2 separate regions of the Homo sapiens genome follow, and region 1 is linked to region 2. A link is a contact called in ENCODE Hi-C or POLR2A ChIA-PET data. All regions are on one chromosome and are shown on one strand. The core of a region is the stretch at or near the end of the contact, and the rest is flanking DNA. Distances in the headings are between cores, read along the strand shown.

Region 1 (4,870 bases), core at 1,917-4,416, 180 kb after region 2:
GGAAAGGCATAGAAAAGAAGAAAAGGGAACATTATTAATCTTGTGGGAACGCTGGAGTTTTGTCTATTATCACAAGCAGCGTGAGCCCCAAGTCATTTAAATCCTCTGGGGGTGGGAGACATAATTATTTGCAAGGGAGCATTATTAGCTAAGTACAAATGGGTTGCTATTTGTTTTTTCTGTTCTTTGTGATGATTACAGGCTGGGGATGGTGTTTAGTAACAGGATCCAGCAGGTCAGTTATGACAACTTCATCATCACTGTCATTAACCCCTTTTGTTTGCAGTGAACACAAAAAGCTGTTCAGTATCAAGAGAGTCAAGAAAAAGGGAAAGAAGAGGGGGTGGAGAAAGTGAGACAACCAAAGAGACAGCCAGGGAACAGAAATTCATACACTATGAACACCAGAAAAAAATACCCCTGGGTAATTGAGTCAGCTGACTCAAATGGTGTAGGGGCCTCAGTTAGAGGACCAAATTTTGGACTCCTTGGTCTTTCTGCCAAAAGAGTAATTGCTCATGTTTATAGATGCAAATGTTTTTGCCATTTTGGTTCCTAGAAATGCCCTAGGGAGATGTTATTTTTGGTAAGGGGTCTTCCTGCTTCAAGTGTAATGACTGTGAACAACTAGTTTCAGTATCTTCTCTAGCATGCCAGGGTAAAATGAAGCAAAATAAATAGAGGAAGTGCCATGACCTTTATTGAGGATCTACTGGGTGCCAGGCAAAATGCTTTTTTTTTTTTTTTTTTTTTTTTTGAGACAGGGTCTTGCTCTCTTGCCCAGGCTGGAGTGCAGCAGTGCAATCTTGGCTGACGGCAAGCTCTGCCTCCCGGGTTCCTGCCATTCTCCTGCCTCAGCCTCCCAGGTAGCTGGGACTACAGGCGCCCGCCACCACGCCCAGCTTATTTTGTTTTTGTATTTTTAGTAGAGATACAGTTTCATCGTGTTAGCCAGGATGGTCTCCATCTCCTGACCTTGTGATCCACCCACCTCAGCCTCCCAAAGTACTGGGATTACAGGTGTGAGCCACTGTGCCTGCCCAGTGCTGCGATCTCGACTCACTGCAGCTTTCGCTTCCTGGGTTCAAGCGATTCTTCTGCCTCAGCCTCCTGAGTAGCTGGGATTACAGGCGTGCACCACCATACCTGGCTAATTTTTGTATTTTTAATAGAGACATTATTTTTAATGTATTTTTCCTGTTGGCCAGGCTGGTCTTGAACTCCTGGCCTCAAGCGATACACCTGCCTCAGCCTCCCAAAGTGCTGGGATTACAGGTGTGAGCCCCACGCCCGACAAGGTGCATTTTTATGTGCTTTTTCTCCTCTGTCTTCTCAACAACCCTGGGGTAAAAGGCCTCATTTCCACTTTTCCTATGAGAACAATAAAGTAGAAAGAGGTAAAAGACTGCCTCTAAGATCACCCAGCACAGAGCAGGGATTTGATTTCAGGTGTGTCTTGTTCCAAACTTAATATACTGTGCTGCTGGGGGAAAACAAAGAGCAAAAGGTTCTTAACTGAAGTCAAAGACGACCAAGAAAATGTAGGCAGATGTCAGGTCTGATCATGTGGATGCTCAAATGATAAACAGACACATTGAGAGAAATTGTATTAATTAAATCATAAAAATATGTTCCGCTTTTTGGGGAATTTACTCCTCCTCCTGGGGTGACCCTTGACAAGACATTCTGTCTTCCTGTTTTTAAGCAAAAAAAAAAAAAAAAAGTGGGTAGAAGATGAAAGTTTGATATTTCGCTCATGCATAGCTTTGTCTCCTTAATATATTTTGTGCTTGCCTGTCATTTCAGCTTTCTGCTGGCAGACGAAGCTCCTTCAACTGCCATTCCTACTTCTGACACTCCTCTTGTCCTTTTCAGGACAACTTTATGCCTATTGTGCCTTGGGTCTTGAGAAGCATGTGGTAAAACTGGCCAGTGGTGATGGCAGGCATAGCAGGGAATCAGATTGAGGGGGGCTGTGGCGTGGGAGAGAAAACAAAAGAGGGAAACAGGCTATTTGATGACAGAATCAGGCTGCTTCTGCAATGACATTACATGAAATATCTGAAATTTGACCTTAACTGTATCTGGTGGGTCCCGTTAACCCTGTAAGTTATGGACAGAACGTTCACTCAAATTCTAGCAACGTCTAGGCTCATGGAAATACGTGACCAATTCAGGTGAATGAAAGGGATTTTAAAACATTAATTTCCAGCTTAGGTCTTCCTAAGACTGCCTGCGTGTCCCTTACCACCACTCCAGCCTGAGTGTCACATGGATCCTGAATGCGGACTTGTGTGCACACTGTAGAAAAATAAGCAACTGAAAACCCCAGGCATCGGGGTGGAGTGATGATGAAAGACACCGAGACCGAAGATCAGGAAGCTGGAAATTCCCCCCAGCTTCGGTGTTTGGGCTGTATCTCGCTTTTCCACTTCCCTAAATCACCCTCGTGGTGCGAGTGTGCTCGCAGCAGATGCTCCCTAATTGTCTCTTGTATTGACCGTAAAACCCTAACGACAGGAATACTCTCTCTCCTTCTATTTCTCAACACCATTTCAACACCCAAACTAAAACCTCTCACCTGAGTGTAAGGGAGTGGTGACCTTCTTAAGCGGAGAGCTCTTCCATCAGAGGGCTCCCTAAGGGCATCTCTGTTCCTAGCCGGGGAGCCGTCACCCCACTTTGTTCTGCTTAGCCTAAGACACGCAACTTTTTCCAGCTTTTACTCTTCGCTGAATTCTCACGGTGGGGTTGGGGGGATGTTCAGGCTCAGGAGCGAGGTTGGGGGCCCGGCCCGCTGGGCGCTGTTCACCGGTAGCCCGGACCAGAGCAGGAGTTTCATCATTACCTGCTGGGATAGGTGGGACACATGTATTTCCGGGGCCACCCCAGACCTCCCGGAGGATGCTGATTGACACTGTCCAGTTTGAGAACTACTGTGTCCAGGGAGCAGAGGCCTCCCCATAACCCCTTGGGTTGTGGACGTCTGGCCCAGGGCTTCTCTGGGTGAGCGGGGCGGGCATCAGAGCGCGTGGAACCTGGGGCGGGAGGTCGGGGCAGTGAAGGAGGAGGAGAAGGAGGAGGCGGAGACCGAGGGGGAGGGAGGGGAGGAGGAAGAGGAGGAGGAGTCCCTCGTGGCCACCCCGAGGGGAGGGCGACCGTAGAGACTTGGTCGGGAGGCGCCGGCCCAGCGAGGCCGCTGGGACTGTGCACTGAGGGGCGCTGACCGTTGGACGCGCGCTCCCCGCAGACCCTCGCTGAAGGAGCAGGGGGCGGCGCGCGTGCGCGGGGCGCCGGGCGGCGCGCGAGGGGGCGGAGCGGGGAGGCGTGCTGCGACCCCGGCCGGCTACAGCCTGCGGCGCGCGCAGAGCGCTAGTGGGGCGCGCGGCGCGCGCGCGGGGCGGGGGCGCGCGGAGGGGGGGGCTGCCCCGGGGCGGCCCCCCCAGGTCGGGGCGCGGCGGGCGGCGGCGGCGGGCGCGCGTCCCGTCCAGGTCCGGAGTAACCGCCGCCGCCGCCGCCAAAGCTCGCCAACATGGCGGACCTGGAGGCTGTGCTGGCCGATGTCAGTTACCTGATGGCCATGGAGAAGAGCAAGGCGACCCCGGCCGCCCGCGCCAGCAAGAGGATCGTCCTGCCGGAGCCCAGGTACCAGCTGCCCCGGCCGGCGCCGGCCCCAAGCCGCCGCCCCCTGCGGCCGCCAGCTACCCCCTGCTTCCTGGAGGGTCGGGCGCTGAGCCTCCGCTGCCCCGGGGCGGGTGACACAGCGGAGCGGGCGATGCGGGGCCGGCCTCGTCGTTCCAGTCTCTGAAATGGGGCATCGGAGGGCCGGTGGGGGGCACCCCGGGAGAGAGCGCTCCAAAGTGCCCGGCGCGGCGCCCTGCGCGCAGCGAGCGCCCCAGCCAGGGTCTGGTTATGACTTGGCTGGACCAGCTCCATCCCTGTCGCCCCCTCCCCCCAGCCCTGTCCTGTCCTGCCCTGTCCCATCCCCGTGGTTCTTCCTGTTGCATTGGTGTAGTCCCCGTTGGCTCCTTGCCTGTCACTGCTTTGCGCTCCATCCTGGTCGCTCCTTCTTCCCGGGCTCATTGGTCCCCCTTTCCAACTCCATCCTCTCACCTCCCTCTGGGCCGCTTACCTGGGGACTGCAGGCTTGTTGCTTATTGTCCGAGGTAGTTAAACTGCTGTTTTCAGTACTTGCTCTTCTTGAAGTCTATTAAGTCTAGTCACCTTCTTCGGCTTCTCTTCTATTTTGTCCCCGGGCAGGATTTTGACCCACTCAGTATTCTTTTTGGTGCCAAGTGTGTCACCTGAGCTGCTTTCCTCAACTTGTAGATCTACTGGTGGCACTTTATTAAAAAATTGAAACAGGAGTCACTTAAAAAGACACTTGAATGGGTGATTCCAGACAGGAATTTGTTGTTAAATTATCAAAGGAGGGCCCGATTGAATTGGCGAGGGGCTCGGTGAGGTGCATACCAAGTTGCAATTTTCTCTCAAATGATTTATTATTAAGGTACTAGTAAAATTTTTTCTAGTTCATATCATTAGCACTTCCCCAGAAAAAATAGTTTGTCTGGTTAATAGTGAGTTTTAAATAACGTATCAAGGCTTCAGTGATGGATTTTTTTTTCTCTAGCTCCTTTCCTAATTAACACCATCATGAGTTGTACAGCTAATGTGATTCCTTGATGCTAAATAGCTCTTGGAATTGATGCTCAAAAGAGGCATCTTGTTTATGGTGAATTTGAAACCATGCAATTCTGTAAAATATTGGAATCTAAACCAAAGTTATTGTCCATTTGAAATCATCAGTCCTTCAAGCGTTAGGCGCCCAAGATTGCTTAAATGTTACCTAATGCTAAGTGATCATCAT
Region 2 (4,569 bases), core at 1,354-3,853:
AGGCTCACATCCTCCCACTCCCACACTCAGTTGCTCAGACACACACACACCTGGCTCTCACACAAACCCGCCGGGCTCTGAAACGCTCCAGCCCTTCCTGTGCTTGTCAGAAGCCAGTCGAGGGCTTCCTAAGTCGCCGCACAGAGCAAAGAGGTGAACTCAGCCACCATGGCACTCTGCTTCCCGAGCTCCCAAACACCGGCCTTGGTGAGGACAGACCCTCACCCCGCACTCTCATTCCCACTACCCTGGGCAGGCCCAGATGAGGGGCATCTGCAGGGTCTGGCAACCAACCCCTCCCAGCCTGGCTCCTGCAGCCAGCGCCGTGGGAGTCGGGGGAGGTGACTGCGCAGGGCAACAGCAAGTTGGTGGCCCCAGGACTAGGGCCCAGGGGTCTTCAGTCCTACTCCAGAGCTTGGGCAGTATCCCACAGGGCATGGCCAAGGGAAGGGCTTCCAGAGCCCTGACTTCAGGGAGGAGGGCGGGTGGGCTCCTGTGGCAGACCTGAGTGCCCAGCCGCCCACTTCTGGGACTTTCTAACTTAGAAGATCTAGGTCAGGCTGGGTGCAGTGGCTCACACTTGTAATCTCAGCACTTTGGGAGGCCGAGGCCGGTGGATCATTTGAGGTTAGGAGTTTGAGACCAGCCTGGCCAACATGGTGAAACCCCATCTCTACTAAAAATATAAAAATTAGCCAGGCATGGTGGCAGGCACCTGTAATGCCAGCTACTCCAGAGGCTGAAACAGGAGAATCCCTTGAACCGGGGAAATGGAGGTTGCAGTGAGCTAAGATCGCGCCACTGCACTCCAGTCTGGGTGACAGAACGAAGCTCCGTCTCAAAAAATTAGCCGGGCGCAGTGGTGGGCGCCTGTAATCCCAGCTACTTGGGAGGCTGAGCAGGAGAATCACTTGAACCCCGGAGGCGGAGGTTGCAGTGAGCCGAGATGGTGCCACTGCGCTCCAGCTTGCATGACAGAAGGGAGACTCTGCCTCAAAAAAAAAAAAAAAAAAAAAAAAAGCCCAGGCATGGTGTCTCACACCTGTAATGCCAACACTTTGGGAGGCCAAGGCGAGTGGATCACCTGAGGTCAGGAGTTTGAAAGCAGCCTGGGCAACATGGTGAAACCCCGTCTCTACTAAAAATACAAAAATTAGCCAGGTGTGGTGGCACATGCCTGTAATCCCAGCTACTCGGGAGGCTGAGGCAGGAGAATCACTTGAACCTCGGAGGCAGAGGCTGCTGTGAGCCAAGATCACACCACTACACTCTAGCCTAGGCGACAGAGCAGGACTCTGTCCCAAACCAACTTGGATTATGAAAAGCTTTTCTTAGGATCCCAAGAGTGGAGGAGCTCAGGGGCAGACAAAACGGAGGCTGGCTGCAGAAGGTGGAGAGTGGGACCTTCGGGGGTAGGTGGGGAGAGAGAAAGCCTGGAGCTGCACCCCCAAGGTCTGTGCATGTCACATGCTGCAGAATAACACCACTTCTTCCAGCTTGGCCCCCACCTGCCCTCTCCCAGCCCAGCCACCCAGACAGCACCCCACTCCCCACACACACCTTACATCTCCCCACCTCACACTCACCAGCTCAGGCTCCCAATGCAAACTGGAACCTGCCCTTGGCCTCTCAGCTCAGCCACCCCCATTCCTGTTGGCCCCTGGCCCCCCATCCAACTCTCTCTCATCTTAACACACACATTCACACACTCAAACTCACATACACACACACACACATACATACACACACACACACACACACACACACACACACACACACACACAGCCCGGAGGAAAACCATAATTAACTGAAGTCCAGGCAAGTTTCCCGAGCAGGGACCACATTTCAAAGGTGAGGGAAGCAGGCGAACAGGAAACATACTGGGGGCACGCTTGGGGGTGAAGCAGGAAATAAGAAATCACTCGCAAAAGATAAAAAGAAAAGAGGTAGCTGGTTTTAGACACCTCTGAGCACACAGAACAGGACAGGTGCCTCCTGGTCTTCACTCAACAGGGAGATGGGCCAGACAGGTCCCTGGTGCTCCACTGCAGAGCTGGGGGCCATGGCCCTGACACCAAGGCCCTGGGGCAGGCGGGGAGGCAGCTGTTCTCCTGCCTGTGCTCTGGGCACGGCCCAGCCCCACAAGGGAACTGGCCCAGGGCTCTGCCTGGCTACTCTGGGAAGTCCTGGGAGACAAGCAAAGGACTTGCTGGGTCACTCCAAATGGCCCAGATGTGTTGGTGACATCAGGTATCAGGTTAGGCACAACTCCGCTTACCCGGCCTCATCTGTAACCTGCCCTCTCTTCCCAACCAGTAAAGGATGCCTAGGTAGAGGGGGACAAGGCCTGGAGCATAATTACCATTATAAAGGCTCTGAGAAGTCCTGCAGTGAGGAAACCTAGTTCACTTTCTCTCCCCCAGGATTTCCCAACTGCACCTGATCACAGAACATTTTTTCGTTTCAACTCAGGAAACACATTTTGAAAAACACTGGCCTAGAGGCAGAAGTGAAATGGAAAACACCAAAGTAAAACTGAAGAGGAGGCGCTGGGCAGAGAACGGTCGGAGGCGCCCTGAATCCTGGACCTGTGGAGATCCCCAGCTCTGCATGCTTCCCTCCCTGGGCCCAGACCGCCTCCCCCATTTCCTGGATAAGAAGGCTAATGCGCACCAGGGTGAAGGGCTTGCCTGGGCCACACTCCCGGGCTCACCCCACACCAATCATGCTCCTGCGAGAGCCAGTGACTTTCTTGATTTGGCTACTGTGGAATTGCTTTCAACTAACCACCCCAGATACAAATGACAAATGACCGGATATAAAGGACCCATGGGTCTCTGTGATACGGCTTCATGCAGCCAGCACAGCTACTAACATGCAGAACGAGAATGACCCCAGGCAAGTCCTCGCCTCCCAGACCCAGAACCCCACGGAGCCCACCAGGGCTGGTTCACAAGCACTGTCTGGGTCAGGCAGAGATTCCAGCAAAGGGAGGAAACATTCGTGCACTGGAGCCAGTTACCAGAAGCAAATCGCCTTTTCCAAAACCCAGGCTGTTAATGGAGTCCACTGATGACCAGAGTCAGGGTCTAGCTATGGAATACTGCACAGCAGAGATCTTCCTGAGAGAAAGTGTTTCTCCCTGAAAGCCACGTGTCCTCTACAATGTTTTAATTGGGCGAACATCTATATCTCATTGCAGTGGCCATGCACGTGCTGACAAGGGGCTGGGGGCAGGGTAGGGAGCAGAAGCTCAGGGGCCTGGTAGGGAAGGAAACAGGCCACCAGGGCTCCCCAGAAGGCATGTGTCTCTCTCGCTAACACACACATATACACACACACGTGCACACACATTCTGCAAGCCCTGAGTTAGCAACTGCGGAATGTGACCAGGTCAGTGATCCCAGGACAAGCTGCTAGGGAATATGACATTTGATTGATGTCTGCAAATGTGCATTTTCATTAATTAGAAGTTTTAGGGCAGAGCAGAGAAAAATATGTATTTCAGGGTCCCAGTTTGACCTGCCAGAAACAAGCCTGTTACTGACATTCTTATTTTCAACAAAATACAGCATTCTGATTATATACCATCTTGGTTCCACGCCTCCTGCCTTGCCAAGCCCCCGGAAGTGGCCCAAGGCCATGGCAAAGAGTGAAAGAAACAGTCCTGGGGTGGAGACTGACTCAGGGGTGTCAGTCAGTGGGGGACTGATGGCTGGTGGGAGGCCAGCAGTGATCATCCTCTCCTTGGGACAGTTAGGTAGCGCTCCCCCAGGGTCACGTGGCCACTCAGGTTTGTATGGGAGGCGACAGGAGTGGCAGACCCCAGGAGAGTGGCTCCGATGTCACAGTCCCCTCCAGGCCTCAGTGTCCTCACCCATTAATGAGCAGGCTGAGGTCTGGGATGACAAGGAGGGCTTGCACTTACTGAAACGCACAGGAGGCTGTTCGCTGATTTCTTTTATTGATGGAAGAAAACACTTTTATACGTAGCAATTAAGAGGCAGGCACTGGAACCACCGTCTGCCGATTCCTAGTTTTGCCTGCATGAAATTGAGCAAGTTAATTGACCTCCCCCAGCCTCAGTTTCTTCATCTATAAAATGAGGGTAGTGATGGCCCCCAGCTCACAGGGCAACTGGAAGGATTAAAAAAATCAAACATCTCTTAGAGCCCGCCTAGCACACTGTGATACACTACAAATGTTAGCTATTTTTATCTATGAAGTCTAGATTTTATATCTTGGGCGTTCTAAAGCAGGATATATTTATTTAAAAACAAGGATTTTCATTAAACACATACCCCACAGAAAGCAACCCCATGGAGACTGCTCTTAATTCAGGCCAGTATCGAAACGACCCTAACTACAAACTTTATACAGGTGTCTTGGCTGTCCTTCAAATCCAACTAAGGTGGTACTTCTCAAGTACTGTGCACATGTGTGTGTGCATGCACACGTGTGGGAAGGCGGGGCTCACAGATCCCTCAAGTACCCCATCCCCGCAGTCTCAAGTCACGAAGCGACAGACGGAGCAGCCAAGGAAGGTCTGTGCCCCGCTGGACTCTGGTG

What was found. Hi-C counts contacts between places; a loop is a spot of excess contacts on that map. ChIA-PET counts read pairs that join two places held with the same protein, here RNA polymerase II (POLR2A). Pooled maps may share reads with other maps.
Region 1: a loop to region 2 is called in a pooled map, with 2.2 times the contacts of the local background. The contact joins the promoter of GRK3 here to the enhancer-like site in region 2. A Hi-C loop is called at or near these places in 1 of 37 single-sample maps with no recorded cell type and 2 of 50 pooled maps. POLR2A ChIA-PET finds 5 or more read pairs at or near these places in 4 of 52 experiments (A673, GM10248, OCI-LY7 and 1 more).

Annotation. Positions count from the first base shown.
Region 1 is chr22:25,561,509-25,566,378 of GRCh38, forward strand. It overlaps GRK3 (G protein-coupled receptor kinase 3), which reads left to right and starts at 3,167. Exons shown (of 21, transcript NM_005160.4): 1 at 3,167-3,645. The coding sequence starts at 3,533. GRK3-AS1 (GRK3 antisense RNA 1) reads right to left here and starts at 3,908. Exons shown (of 4, transcript NR_183564.1): 1 at 3,572-3,908; 2 at 2,582-2,851; 3 at 1,795-1,973. RefSeq lists silencers at 3,093-3,192, 3,503-3,752 and an enhancer at 3,864-4,379.
Region 2 is chr22:25,384,081-25,388,649 of GRCh38, forward strand. It overlaps the pseudogene LRP5L. Among named protein-coding and RNA genes, the nearest start is that of MIR6817, 69 kb to the right of the region's middle. RefSeq lists an enhancer at 1,617-2,593. Within about 2 kb of position 2,604, at least 2 of the 41 ENCODE cell types and tissues checked have a DNase peak (open chromatin) inside an H3K27ac peak, as active enhancers do; they include OCI-LY7, where a contact is called at or near this core.